Linked DNA regions of Homo sapiens: region 2 is linked to region 1. A link is a contact called in ENCODE Hi-C or POLR2A ChIA-PET data. All regions are on one chromosome and are shown on one strand. The core of a region is the stretch at or near the end of the contact, and the rest is flanking DNA. Distances in the headings are between cores, read along the strand shown. Region 1 overlaps PLCXD3 (phosphatidylinositol specific phospholipase C X domain containing 3). Region 2 overlaps PLCXD3 (phosphatidylinositol specific phospholipase C X domain containing 3).

The links. Hi-C counts contacts between places; a loop is a spot of excess contacts on that map. ChIA-PET counts read pairs that join two places held with the same protein, here RNA polymerase II (POLR2A). Pooled maps may share reads with other maps.
Region 2: a loop to region 1 is called in a map of heart right ventricle, with 2.5 times the contacts of the local background. The contact joins two enhancer-like sites. A Hi-C loop is called at or near these places in 3 of 168 maps with a recorded cell type or tissue (Right ventricle myocardium inferior, heart left ventricle and heart right ventricle) and 3 of 50 pooled maps. POLR2A ChIA-PET finds 5 or more read pairs at or near these places in 1 of 52 experiments (PC-3).

The regions. Positions count from the first base shown.
Region 1 is chr5:41,453,848-41,461,084 of GRCh38, forward strand. All of the region lies in intron 1 of PLCXD3 (phosphatidylinositol specific phospholipase C X domain containing 3), which reads right to left. Among named protein-coding and RNA genes, the nearest start is that of PLCXD3, 53 kb to the right of the region's middle. Within about 2 kb of position 3,383, at least 2 of the 41 ENCODE cell types and tissues checked have a DNase peak (open chromatin) inside an H3K27ac peak, as active enhancers do; they include heart right ventricle, where a contact is called at or near this core.
Region 2 is chr5:41,406,158-41,413,394 of GRCh38, forward strand. All of the region lies in intron 1 of PLCXD3 (phosphatidylinositol specific phospholipase C X domain containing 3), which reads right to left. LOC105374740 (a long non-coding RNA gene) reads left to right here. Exons shown (of 2, transcript XR_925950.3): 2 at 2,822-3,028. Among named protein-coding and RNA genes, the nearest start is that of PLCXD3, 100 kb to the right of the region's middle. Within about 2 kb of position 4,372, at least 3 of the 41 ENCODE cell types and tissues checked have a DNase peak (open chromatin) inside an H3K27ac peak, as active enhancers do; they include heart right ventricle, where a contact is called at or near this core.

The DNA.
Region 1 (7,237 bases), core at 2,133-4,632:
AGTCCCTGGTGTTCTTGAGGGCCATGGTTCAACTATGTGTCCTTTTTAGACTCTCCAAAATAATGGCCATGACTTTTAGGCTTCTATATTTCAATTTTCCAAACATCCAACTCTGCAGAATTTATATTCATCAACAAGAGAAAAATACCTTTTTTTGGCATGGATTTAGACCTCCCAGGAATCTATTAAGTCACACAAGAACACCTCAAAACACCAGAACTCCTTTGAAAGTTAGAAATAGATCACAATGTATACTGAGTTAAATAAAGTCCTCCCAAATATTAATGTCCATTCACAACCTCAGAATGTTATCCTTATTTGGAAATAGGGTCTTTGCAGATATAATTAGCTTAGATACAGTCACACTGTAGTGGAATGGGCCCTAGATCCAATGACTGGTGTCCTGTCTTAGTTCATTCAGGCTACTATAACAAAATACCATAAACCAGGTAGCTTTTAAACAACAGGAATTTATTTTTCATAGTTCTTGAGGCTGGGTTGCCTAAGATCTAAGTGCTGGCAGATTTGGTATTTGGTGAGGGCCTACTTTCTGGTTCACAGATGGCACCTCCAGCTGTGTCCTCACAAGATGGCAGGTGCTAGCTAACTCCCTGGAGTCTCTTTTATAAGAGTGCTAATCCCATTCTTGTGGACAGAGCCCTAATGACCTAATTACCTTCCAAAGGCCCCACCTTCTAATACTTTCACCCTGGTGATGAGTTTTAACGTGAACTTTTGGGGGGATGCAAACATTCGGACCATGCCTATCCTTCTAAGGAAGCCATGAGAAGACAGAGAAACACACACAGATTGAAGCAGGTCATGTAGTGATGGAAGCAGAGACTAGAGTTATGTATCCACAAGCCAAGGAACACCAAAAATTGCTGACAACCACCGGAACTTAAGAGACAAATGAGACATATTCTCTCTCCAAGTTTACAAAAGAAACCAATTGTATTAGTCTGTTTTCATACTGCTATGAAGACCTGCCTTCATAGACTGGGTAATTAATAAGAAAAGAAGTTTAATTGACTCACATTTCAGCATGGCTGGAGTGGCCTTAGGAAACTTACAATCATAGTGGAAGGCGAAGGGGAAACAAGGCACCTTCTTCACAAGGCAGCAGGAAGGAGAAAAGCTGAGCAAAGGGAAAAGCCCCTTATAAAACCATGAGACCACATGAGAACTCACTCACTATCACCAGAACAGCATGGGGGAAACCACTCCCATGATTCAACCACCTCCACCTGGTCTCTCCCTTGGTACATGAGGATCATGGTGATTACAATTTAAGATGAGATTTAGGTGGGGACACAAAGCCTAACCATATCACCAATCCTGCCAGCAACTTGATTTTAGACTTCAGGCTTCCGGAAATATGAAAGCATACATTTCTGTTGTTTTGAGGCATGTAGCTCATGGTAATTTGTTACAGCAGTTCTAGGAAACTCATAACTGAGGATAATTGAGGACTTTCATTTATTTATTCTTCCGTTAACCTGACTCTCCCTATTTCCAGTTTCAGCAGCTGAAACCATCATTTTCTCAGTTTAAATATGATTGACAAGTTTAAATGACACAAAAGAATGCTCATGCTGTCTCAGAGGGATGATGGGGTCAGATAGCAGGCTAGGAGGCAGCCAGAGCAAAGGGGTAAGCCTTAAGCTCACAGGCAATGGCTGAACAGCACTAAAGAACCCAGAAACTGAAGAGAAAGGGAGTACATAAACTCTGATGGAATGAGAAAATGGGAAGTATAAAGTTAGGTGTAAGCCATATAAAGTGAAGTGCAGAAACATGCCTTCAGAAAATAAAACTAAACATGAAAGGGCAATCCTACCATGTGAGAGCCAATGCATGCATTCTGAAAAGGTACACTGCCTGTCCTTAAAGAACTGCATATAGTTCAAGGATATTTGTTTTAGTGTATTCTGAAAAGGCTTTAGGATCATTATCAATCCTGTAATAAGCCCAAGAGGAAATTTCAGGAAGCTGCAGTTCTCCTACCACATTTTCAAGTATGATAATGCAGGTCTTGAGAGAACAAGAAACACAGTTATTGTCCCATATCACCATTGTGTTAAAAACAATGCATGTAAGATTGTCGCAAAGAATAGAATCATTTAAAATACAAGGTGTTACTACTGCTGGTAGTATGGTACAGTGATAGATGGAGTCTGGAGTAAAAAAAAATAGGGGTCAAAATTCTACTATGCACTCACTAAGCTATGTAGGGTGTGATAAAGGGAACTGGTAATGAGGAGGGAGAGCGGTTCAATTTTAAATGAGATAGTCAGAGTAAGCATCATAATGAAAGTGACCTTTAAACAGAGATCTGAAGTGTGTGATTTATTCATGTAGATAGATAACGGAAGTTGTTTATTACCCTCAAGAATTCTGGAACTCTCCTGGCATCTTGGATTCTGACTAGTTCTGTGGAAATTATCTGAATCCTGTTTGTAATCTTTGTACAATCACTTAGCAAATAAAAACATAAATATCCATCATACTTCTTTAAAACCTATTGTTACAAAACATTCTGTGTTCTGCTAAGTATAAAATATGTATGTACAATGGCTAACTTTTTTCTAAAAGAGATAAATTCAGGATAGAAAAATATTTATAAGGATAAATGAAAAATAAAATATACATTTATGTTGAAAAAAAAAGAAAAACAAGTTCTTAATCTCTAGACTTACCCATTTTATTAATGCTGGAAAGTAGATGTTTGTGTCCCCCCTGACACTCCAAATTCATATGTTGAAATCTGTTCCCTAATGTGAGGGTATTTGGAGGTTGGGCCTTTGGAAGATGATTAGGTCCTGAAGGTGGAGCTCTTATGAATAAGGTAAGTGCCCTTAGAAAGGAAATCCTAGAGAGATCCCTTGTCCCTTCCACCATATGAGGACATAGCAAAAAGACAGCCATCTATCAAACAGGAAGCAGCCTCTCACCCTCTCACCAAACACCAAATCTGCCAGCACCTTGATCTAAGATTTCTCAGCCCCCCAAACTGTGAGAAATAAATTTCTGTTGTTTAAAAGCCACTCAGTTTATTGTAGTTTGTTACAGCAGCCCAAATGGACCAAGACCATTAAGAAAGATCATTTCCCTACTGTCTTCTTACTCTTTTTAAAAAGGGTTGGGGTTTTATGAGAATACATTAGCACTAACAGGAAAACATACATACCCAACCCATATGAGTCAATGGGGCATAAGAGCTTTCTGCAAAAATAAATCTTGAAAATGTTTTTGCTACTTTATAAGTCTGAAAAATAATTCAAGCCACTCTAAACCCTTGAAATTCTGTTGGATAATGAACTTAAGGAGCTGTTGACATCCATGTCGCCTGGTGTCCACACTTGGCCTCATATCAGACAGCCACTGGAAAGCGATTTGCATGAACATGTATCTGAGAACCCTCTGTTTTATTTTTAAATGATAACAAAAGTAAGTACAACCATGATAGTAGCCTACTAATAATAAAGGGAGCTATTTATACATTTTTAAGTGACTGTGGTAGATATAGTTAGCTATCAACATGAAGTTCTTGTACCTTAGAGATGGCATGTCACTGAAAGAAACAGACTCCAGGTCATGGGAGTTCCAAATCTCCTCTCAGATGATTGGAACCCAGGAGTACACCCTTCCCCAGCATAACCTGCATGTAGATGCATAGCCCACTGCTGAGGGACATGTACCTGTGACCAGCGCCTCAGATACAATACTGGGAGGACATCTGTACTTAAGCTGTCTATATTCAAGTGACCTTTGCTCTCAGAGAAGTGGGACTATATTCAGAATGGTGCCCCTTAACATATTTCACATAAACCCCTTTCACCTGCTTTGTTTTGAAACTTTCCCATGGGACTAGGGTTCTTAAAGCTGATGAGGTACATGAAAACTCATACCATAACAGGTCACCCGTTAGAACAGGTCAATGGAGAAAGATGAGCACTGAGAAAATGCGGAAAGACTGGGCCTTCCCTATCCTCTGTACACCATTGTGTTTCAGCTCACTCTCCACAAAAATGATGTCCTGGAGTTCTAAGAAAGAAAACAGTCATAGAGCACAGAAATACAGGGCTGCGTGTTACTGGATGTGAGGGAAAACTGTAGACATGGGGACAAAGAAAAAAATAGAAGCACCAAGTTTAACTTAGGGGAGAATCAACCATCATTATGGTTGCTTGAGACAGAACAATGATTTAAAAGGGAGAAACTAAATAGGAGTTGTTACTGGAACAGTGTTTAACCTGCATGTGTTTTCCCTACTCCCTCATCCCACGCCTGCTAATGTCAATAGTGATAAAAATGAGCTAGATGGAAGAGGGTTGAAGGTGGTCAGTGTAATACTTTAGAAAACAGATTCATGTATGACTCAAATACCTGAAGCTTTAGGGATTCCATAATTAAAGAACAGAATATAGAAGGAATAAAAAACATACTGAACAGCCCAAGAATCTCTAGTAAAAGTGAAAGATTAGACAGAGAAACAGAAAACTGGAAAATAAAACCAGAATTAGTGAAAATGTAATTCTGAGAGATAGAAGGGATGGAGAAATGTGACCAGGCTGAATAGGAGATATAAAAAGCCATTCGTTTACCTTGATAAGCAAAAGTGTGTCAATGACAAGGAAAGTTGGGGCCAAAATTAAAAAGTTAAATTATTTTCATTCAATAAATGTTCATTGAATTGTCACCCTGTGCCAGGAACTGTGTTAAGTGTTGGGACCAAGTGGTGAACAAAACAGCGGATTTAAAGTGAGTGGCCAGGGCAAAGGGTCAGGTCATTTGACACTAATGCTAAAATCCCATGGAAATCTGAATGCTTTTCTTAGCACCTTGAGGTCACAGAAAACTAAAGCAGAAGAAATGAGCTGAAATGAAAAATAAGAGTTCAGAAGAAAAACACTAAAAGGCATCTGTTTAAGTAAATTACATTTATTTCAGGTGCTACATACACATTTGAAAGGGAAAAGTCCTTGTGAGACCCTGTAAAATAATTTACACAGAAATATTGAGTGATATTCTGTAAACATATGCAATCTACGCTACATTTTAGCTGTACATTTTTAAATTAAGAGATACATTTATTTTTCTTAGAGTATCTATTCCTATAACTTATTTCCTTATGAAAAGCATGTTTTATTTAGACATTCCTATAGAATATTGCTTGATTTTCTTTTTCTCTCTTGTCTGTTTTTCTAAGAAAAATATTTTCCTTCAATGCCAAGTACTCTTTCAAGGGTCTAAATAGAAAAATAGTAGAGTTATCGATCAAAGAATCCCTTCTCTTTCTGAGTGTCTTCATCTACATTTAAGGTTTGAGAAGACAAATGACAAACATATTTTTAGACATTTTCATGTTTGAACAGGTTAGGTGGGGTTCATATTTTGATTCTTCCTAATATAAATGTCATTCAGGCTAGACAAAAGGAAAAAAATAGTCTCCAGGATTTCAGAAATGTTATTTTAAAAAATCATCCAAATCAATGTGGCAGAGTGGCCTGCTTAAAAGCCCTTCAATTAGATTTCATTGCTATAAATGGAGGTGAAAAATCAATCAAGACAACCTGGGACCAAATATAATGCCACAATGAATAAATACTTCATTATGGGTCCAGCCTAATCTTGCTAATTTTTAAAGATTTGTACATTCATGTGACATGTCAAACTAGCATCACACTGCTCAAGTCCCTTTAGGATATCAATACCAAATTAATATTCCTAAAATAACACACACAGAATATTAATAAAATTTCATAGCTCTGGCCTCAGAACTGCCAACTAGATAGCCAGCATTGTCTCTTACTTCTTCCTAACACATTCCACTCAGTTCCATCAGAGACACATCCCTGCAACAACTTCTCAATCAACCATTAAGTTATTTCTCTGCCAACATCTTCAGTCAACACTGTCAATCTACTTGTCAGATTTATATCACTTCTTGCAAACTTTCTTTTGTACCCAACTTAAGGATTGCTGCCATTAAGTGTACAATCAAGCAAGCGATAAGGATTTACTGAGCATCTATTCTGTGCTTGTCATTGGGCTAAGGAGAGGGAAAGGAGAAATTATTAGATAAAGATAAATCCTGCAAGGAGCTAATACTAGCGTTCAAGATAAAGCACCAAGAAACAACCACAGATTAAGATCATGTGTAACAAAGGGCACAGCTATGCCTTGCAGAGAGAAAAGGAACTACAATTTAGGAGACCTTTTAAACCTATGTTTTCCACACAAAGATATGCGTATATAGAATATAACATAATGGTTCCCAGTCTCCTCTGGGATATGATTTTATGGATGCTAGTGTTCCCATTTGTGTTGCAAACCTTTCAGAGGCAGGAAATGTTCATTCCTAGCACTCCAGTGTCTATCATATTGGTGACTATGCTGTTAATTCTCAATGGTGTTGGCTGAATTTTAATATCCTTTACCTTTGATCCTGTTGAACTGTACATAATTCACAGCATGTATAAACAGAGGTGCTTAGATGTACGGTCTAATTTGGATGTGTGCAGTTAATACAAATGTGTTCCTCATCTTCTGTAAGTATATGGGCATTATCATATCTATATTTTTTAAAGTCAGAGAAACTTTAGAGTGAGGGCTGTCAAATACCAGTGTGAAAATTCCAGAGTTTATCACAGCTCATCAACATTTATAGCAGAGTACCTGGCATACTGAAAGACACCAAGCAGTTTATGTATGACATCTACTTTTGTGCTATTGTACCCTTGGTGAGCAGGAAATTAAGTGTGTTTGCACACAAATAACTTTATCTAGTGAGCACTCATTATTCTACAAGAATTGCAAGATTCATTGCCCTTTTTACAACGTCATTATGAATTTATAAAATGCAATTTTACTTGAAATCTTTGATACTTAGATTTCACATATTTTCACCAAGTGGCTTACAGTTTACATTCTGTAAGTATTTTAAAATTCTTGCTTACGAATGTGCAAAATTATTGGAACTATTCTTTCATTGTTTGGGAATTGTGAATTTTTTTTCTTATTACTATTGTTGCCTAAGTGTTTCATGTCTCTGAAGCTATAACTTGTTATAAATTATAACAAATTTGGTATAAGATTACATTTTTATATTTTAGAAATCAACAATACATTCAGAATATTCTCAGTAGTGTTGAATCTTTGTCTTGCAACAATTTATTATTTTCTGATAGGACCCAAAAGTTATCTGGACTACATGTGGAAAATAGAATAAATA
Region 2 (7,237 bases), core at 3,122-5,621, 47 kb before region 1:
CTTTACTGCCTCCTGTCCTTCCAACTCCCAAATGAAGGTTAACACCTTCATTTCCCTTCACCCAAAGCTGTATTGCAGACCTCAACTTGCTTCATACTTTTTCCTTGGGTGATATCATCCATTTCTTTAGTCTCTTTTGCCTTTATATAGATGCATCAAATATTGATACCATCTAATTTGACCTGCATTTTAGAGCCCCTGTGTGCCTATCTGACAACTAAATTTTATTGTTCCATGGTTACTATAAGCTTACATGTCCCAAACAGACTTTAGTATCTTCCCCTTTAAATCTGCTCCTTCTTGTTTGTCCACTGTTACATTTCCTTATCTCATCATCCTTCTATCTCATCCTTGGGTTAATCTTCAACTCTTGCTTGCCCTTCAAACCTTACACTCAATCAGTCTTGAAGTTGTACTGTGTCATGGTAAATACTGTGTAGAGGCATAAATCCTCTCTCTCCAAATCCTCTCTCAGATCTGTTTTGTTCTCTTCCATTCCATTGACAGTGGTCTGGCTTCCTGTGGGGGCCACTGAAATAGCTTTCAGGTACTGCTTTGATTCAATCCTCTGTAGCTTTCCCTTCATCTCAGCTGCGATCATTCAACCCTCCTCTATGGTCATTACCCTGCCTCAGCCTCTAGAATGGATTTAATCTTAGGTAAAAGATATATAATTATTTTCCAGCCCAATACATTGGCATTTGTTAAAAAGTTCCTTTTGCTTTTTGTCTCATTTTCATTAACAAGACTTTTGACTTGGTAATGTATTTAGCATTCAACTCGCCTAAAGGAACTATTTGCTTTTATAGCCCTCTACCACCCTGTCACTAAATGCTAGACTGGTAGCTGGAGCCTGGTCATCTGCTGAGTCTGCCTGCCTGCCAGTATTTTTTTCATACCACTGTCTTAAGAGTTCTAAGCTAGCACCATTCCCTGTTGCCTTATATCAAATCCCTAAGCATGGCCCTTTGTGTGGACTCTGGCCTTGAGAGGTTTCAAATCTGGCTGATGTTATGTGGGACTATTGACTTCAGTACATGGTCCTCTATGTAACTGGATAGGCAGTGGTTCATTCCTGATAGTACTTAGAAAAAATGAAATCTACTCTTGGTATGTAACTGAGGAGATAAAATACACAGATTATGAAAATAATATTAAATCTCAAAATACTTCTACTTGATTTGGAAGATAGTTCAAATTGTGAATACATGATGATCAACATGACAAGAAAAAAAAATTTCAAAATTTACTCATTTGATTCTTACCTGACAGCTAACAATTAATCTTAATTTTTGCTTACTGTGTTGATTAAACTTATCAGTTATTTGGACTTTTGGAGACAAAGACCAGCCATTGAGCAGAAAGGATCACTTCTTTTTCCTGGCACATAATTTTGCCTCAATCTTCCAGCTCGTGATTGAGTCTTTATGAACAATCCAAGAGATTTTATGTCATTAAAGACAACACACAATATGTATCACAATCTACAAGACTTCTAGAATTGAACAGATCATTGAAAACCACAGACCTGTAACTTAATATGTGTATTTCACTTGACATAATAAATGAATAGGAAATACATTTTTTAATATTAAACCCAAAATAGCTCACGGAACACTAAGTTTAATCCTTTTCTAAAGAAAGCATCAAGATAGTCATGCTGTGATTTCTCTTTGGGCAAATCTGTATCTTTCATATTGTGTAAAGCCTCCTCCTCAGTACATCTTACAGTGAGCTCATGTAAAGAAAGTTGGTTTCCTTATTTAAGTCTTTTGATCCAATATTCAAGATGCTAAATTTGAGAAGTCCTATTTTACTGATGACTCTGAGGAGTAGAGAAGTTCAGTATTCATCACAATTTTAATCAACTTGCTGGGTCATTTCTTTAAACCAGTAGATGAGCTGACAACGAATCATTTAACAGCATCAATATTCAGATTATTCAGATCAAGAGGCAGAAAAAAAGAGCTTGCTCCCATTGCCATCCATGGTGAAACTATTAAGTCTCTTTCTCATATGAATTTATTTTTAAAGATTATCAGCAGGGCTTCCAGAAAAAGAATTATAAGAGACCCAGGTATTACCAATGCTGCTCTTTCAAGGCCCACACTTTGAATGTGAGGTATTAAGGTAATACAGACATCTTCTTGCTCATCAACTACTCATTACATTGCCTTCTTTCCTGAGCCCTGAGTTTCCTGTGCTTCCACTCTCAGTCTCTTTTCTGACACATACACACATATGCATATACACAAACACACATACATGTTGACACACATACTTCTGCTTATCTGATCTGAGTTGTGATTATATGAGGACATTCTAAGTTTTGGGAGATGTCACAACACCTGTGTTGTTGGTTGAATACTTTCCTGTCACATATAAAAAAATCTGAACTAAACTTTTTTTTAAAACAAAAAGGTTGACAGAACATTTATTAATAAGTTTTGTGATTAATTTTATTTTAATAAACTGTCTGAGGTTATTTAGTTATTAATACTCATAAGAAGAACTCTGGAAGTCAATCCGCACATCTTTATTAAGAAGTCAAACACAAGTCTGTGGCCATAAGAATACGGTGTCGCATAAGTAAGCCTAATTCCTCTTACCCTTGAGGCCACCAAGCTGCATTTTCAAATGTATATATTTCTACATTTGTAACGATCACCCTTCCAAATGTAGTGAGTCAGGGAGAAGGATGAATCAAGGATGACTAAATAATAAGAAAGATGGGGGAGGAAAGTGTCCATAACAGAGATGTGGCAAAGATGAGGAAGAAAAAGAGCAGATTTTATTAACACTATTGCCTTGGCTATTTTAGCAGAACACAGAGAAGAATCCAAAAAGGACATGTCTGTTGGCAAACAACTTGGGAGAGAACCAGAAGTGAACCCAGTTGCTTGTGTCATTATTTTGCCTTAGCCTCCAAGAGCCTGAACAGCCCAAGGAGGACAAGACAGTCTTGACCTAAGGGAAAGATATGCTTTATTTACAAGAAAACATTAAAAAATCTGTTTTGTACAGGAAACTGTCTAGTTCTTTTCCTATTCACTGCCCCCAAAGATGACCTATGAAGCTGGAGAAACTGGATTATCGGGAGCCTTGAGCAGCCTTAAGCCCAGGGTGCTAAGGTCACAAAATGGATCACTCTCCCTTTGCTGGCTGGGCTCCAGCCACAGCAGGCTTTTTTGAGCTTATCAAATATACTAAGCTCATTTCAGCTTAGCCCCTGCACTTGGTAATCCCACTGCCTGCGATACTCTGCCCCTCATTGTGTGCATGGCTAGCACCTTTTCATTCAAGTCTCAGTTTAAATGTCATCTTCTTAAATAAACCTCGTATCTAAAGTATCTAACTCATCCAACCCTCCCCTGCTGCCTGTTAGTCTGTATCACATGATCTAGTGATATTTTCTTCATAGAGTTTATCACTAGCTTCAAGTTTCATTTTATTTAGTTGCATATTTGCTTGTTGTCTATCTCTCCCCACTAGCATTTAAATTCCATGAGAATTAGTATAGAATCTGTCTTGTTCGCTATTGTGCCCTCAACAAAAGGCACTGCCACTAGTACATGAAAGATGTTCCCTAAATATTTGTTGCATGAAATAATATATTTTCATTTCACTAAACCTCAACATCCTCATCTATAAATAGGACTGATATCACTACTTATAAAGATTATAAAATAAGTGATAAGCAGTAAACACAAATTATGCAGACAATATTCAAGAAGTATTAACTTTTATTATCACCATGAATTACAATTTCTACATTATTAACACTGAGAACTAAGTGCCTGGCACAGAGTAGGTTTTCACCAAATGAATGAATGAATGAAAGAATTAATAAGAATTATACTGAGAGATTACAAACAACATGGTTGTCATAAGCTCTCAGAACTAACTCAAAGAAAATACTGCCACAGCCTCTGGGGTACTTTAGATAGATTAATGTCTTCTAAAGCCCCCCTCCTTTTATTTATCTTTTTTTTTTTTTTTTGAGACGGAGTCTCACTCTGTTGCCCAGGCTGGAGTACAGTGGCGTGATCTCGGCTCACTGCAGCCTCCGCCTCCTGGGTTCAAGCAATTCTCCTGCCTCAGCCTCCTGAGTAGCTGGGACTACAGGCGTGCGCCCCCACGCCTGGCTAATTTTTTTTTTGTATTTTTAGTAGAGATGGGGTTTCACCATGTTGGCCGGTATGGTCTTGATCTCCTGACCTCGTGATCTGCCCACTTCAACCTCCCAAAGTGCTGGGATTACAGGTGTGAGCCGCTGTGCCCGTCCCCCGCCCCCCAGCTCCTTTTATGATTCCCTGGACCGTGAATTTCCTGTACCGGATGTCGCAATGCCAAGCCCTGCCAATTCTGGAAGGCTCTGCTCCTTACACATGTGCCGTTTCAGATTCTTACTATTACTGTATGTTCTGATATCCAGGCTCAGCACTGACAGCTGTCCTTCTACCCAGGCCATCTGAAGGAGGCTCAAGTGTAGGGCACCTCACTTTATGGCCACCTTTTTTCCCAGCAGTTTTATCCTTGTGACAAGGACCTAAAACTGAGCATCAACAGCAGCGGTTGAAAGAGAAGCAAACAAAAGTCAGTGCCATATAGAGGTAACGTGCAGCATAAGAAAAGAAAGTTGGGAAAGGAAATGTGGTTGCCACACAGTCAGCCACATCTTCCCTATTCCTCTGTAGCAGCTAATTGTATAAGACGTTGATATCTTTTTTATGCCACCTTCTCCCCCGATTTCTCCACTGGAGCCTCCTGGTGGTGGCAGACCCTGCAGTTTGGGGCAGTCTTGAGTATATGTAACCACAGGAGCAGCTCTTATGTGGGAAGACAGAACACATAGCCTGGGCAAATGGGGGAGGGCAGATTAGATAAAAACAAGTCCATATCACTAAAACCAACTATTCTGAAAGACAATGACTCGATTGTGTTTTCCCTCTAAGAAGAAAACAAATACAAAACCTGGCAAATAAACAGTCTAATTATTAAATTCTCTTAGATTTGAGAACCAAGAAGGCCTCTGAAGCCTATTTACCTTTGTTCTTGTATGTCTGGCACTATTTCTTTTCCTTTTATGAATAAAGAAAATCTGAAATAACACAACATTACCCTTAATCATGTTTGTGCTACAGAAATAACATCTCCTTGAAATACCAGCCTTTGATTCTATGATGCCCTCACCAAACACCACTTCTTGCCAATAGCTGGATCTTTTCTTTATCAAGGGAGTGTTTGAGGGTTGGGGATTATTTCTTTGCTCTTCCTTCCAGTCTCCCTTTCTCTTCCTCTAGCCTTGGGATTTGAGATCTGGATATGTAGAGAATATATTTCCTTTTGCTCTCCAATCTCACAGCAGAGCTGGGATAATAAGAAATGTTTATAAAACTGGCACAAACAAACAAACTGGTTTCTAAAAACTAGAATGTAGGTACCAAGTTGAGCCCATCATAAGATGATTCTGAATAGTATCACCTTCATGCTACATGATATTTGGTCTTATAAATCTTACATGGCATGCAAACATTCCCAAACTCCTTACTCCAAATAATATTTTTATAATTTTATATTTTATAATTTTATAATTTATAATTTATAATATTTTTATAATAGTTTTGGTCATATAGAGTATTGATCATGGATATATATATGTCCATATTGATATCCATATATATATCTCCATATATATGTATCCATATATATATCTCCATATATATGTATCCATATATATATCTCCATATATATGTATCCATATATATATCTCCATATATATGTATCCATATATATGTATCCATATATATATATGTATCCATATATATCCATATCTATCTATCTGTATGTATGTATAGCTGCACCATTTAGAGCACACACAGACACAATCACATTTCTAACAATTGTTTTACTTCTTAAGGAATTTTTTTAGGCCTTTTTAATACACTGAACTGTTTATATTGTCTTCTGATAGGAACTGTTTAGACTGGATTCAAATCGTGGTCAAATTTATACTCTATATTCTTACTCATGTTTGGTCTCTTTAGGAAAAAAATATATACCAAATGCATTGGGTTACAACATCAATGTTTTTCCGTAGTATTACATAGTCTTCAAACATTGTTTAAATGATTGCATTGTGCCGTATATGCTAATAAATACTTTAACAATTCCTTTATAAGTATGTGTTTCGAGTTATCTCTTTTATTAATTATACCGAAATGAAACTCTTCCTATATCTTTTATAATAAATTCTCAGAAATTCAGTAGTCTCATTTATTAGGAGGTGACTTACACCCTTTCTTTACCTTTACTTCATTATTTCTTCCTGTCTTTTCTCAGAGTTGTGTACCTAACTTAAAAGAAGTCAAGGACATGAGAGCTGTTAGTGGGAAATTACAGTGGCAATGTGCTCCTTTGCCACTCGCCCTTGATAATGACCTTCTAATCACATACTGTTTTCAGTCTGCACCCCTCCGCCTCAGAAAACAGGCATTTCTTGTTTCAGCCTTAATGTCTCACATCTTTATTACATTATCTTTTATTGTGTCAGCCTCTACTTCTTATCTGTAGTCACTCAAGATCTTACCTCAAAGAACCCCCTAATGCTAAAAGGACTTGATATTGTCTGGACTTGGTGACATACAATTTAGAGTATACACAGACACAAACACATCTCTAACAGTGCTTTACTTCTTAAGGAAAACTGTAAAGCCTTTCTTTAATTCAACTATTTGTACTGTCTTCTGGTAGGAATTGTTTAGACTGGATTTAAATTGTGGTCAAATTTGCATTCTATATTCCTACTCATGTTTGGTCTCTTAAGGAAAAAAGAAGTAACGACATGACAACCAGTAATTTTCTAATGATCCTAAGTTGAGATCAAAACAAAACAAAGAATAATAATAAACTCTGCCATTTATTGTATTACACTTACTAGAATTATATGTTTAACTTGAGAGTTACCACCAGTTCACAGAAGATTGCAAATAATTTTTTTTTAAATTGCCTACTTACAAGTTACTTATTTTTCTACAAACCAAACAAATACTTTGCAAGTGAATGATGCCAAGATTAGATCATGAAAGTCATAAATTTTGTACAACACAAAGAAAGGATGGCTGCGAGCTGGCTCAATTGCAGTGTCAGACCAGGCAAATCAAGAAGAAATATTAGAACCATTTTGTTTCTGCACTGAACTTGGAAGAGTCATTTCAAATCAAATGAGCAAACATGC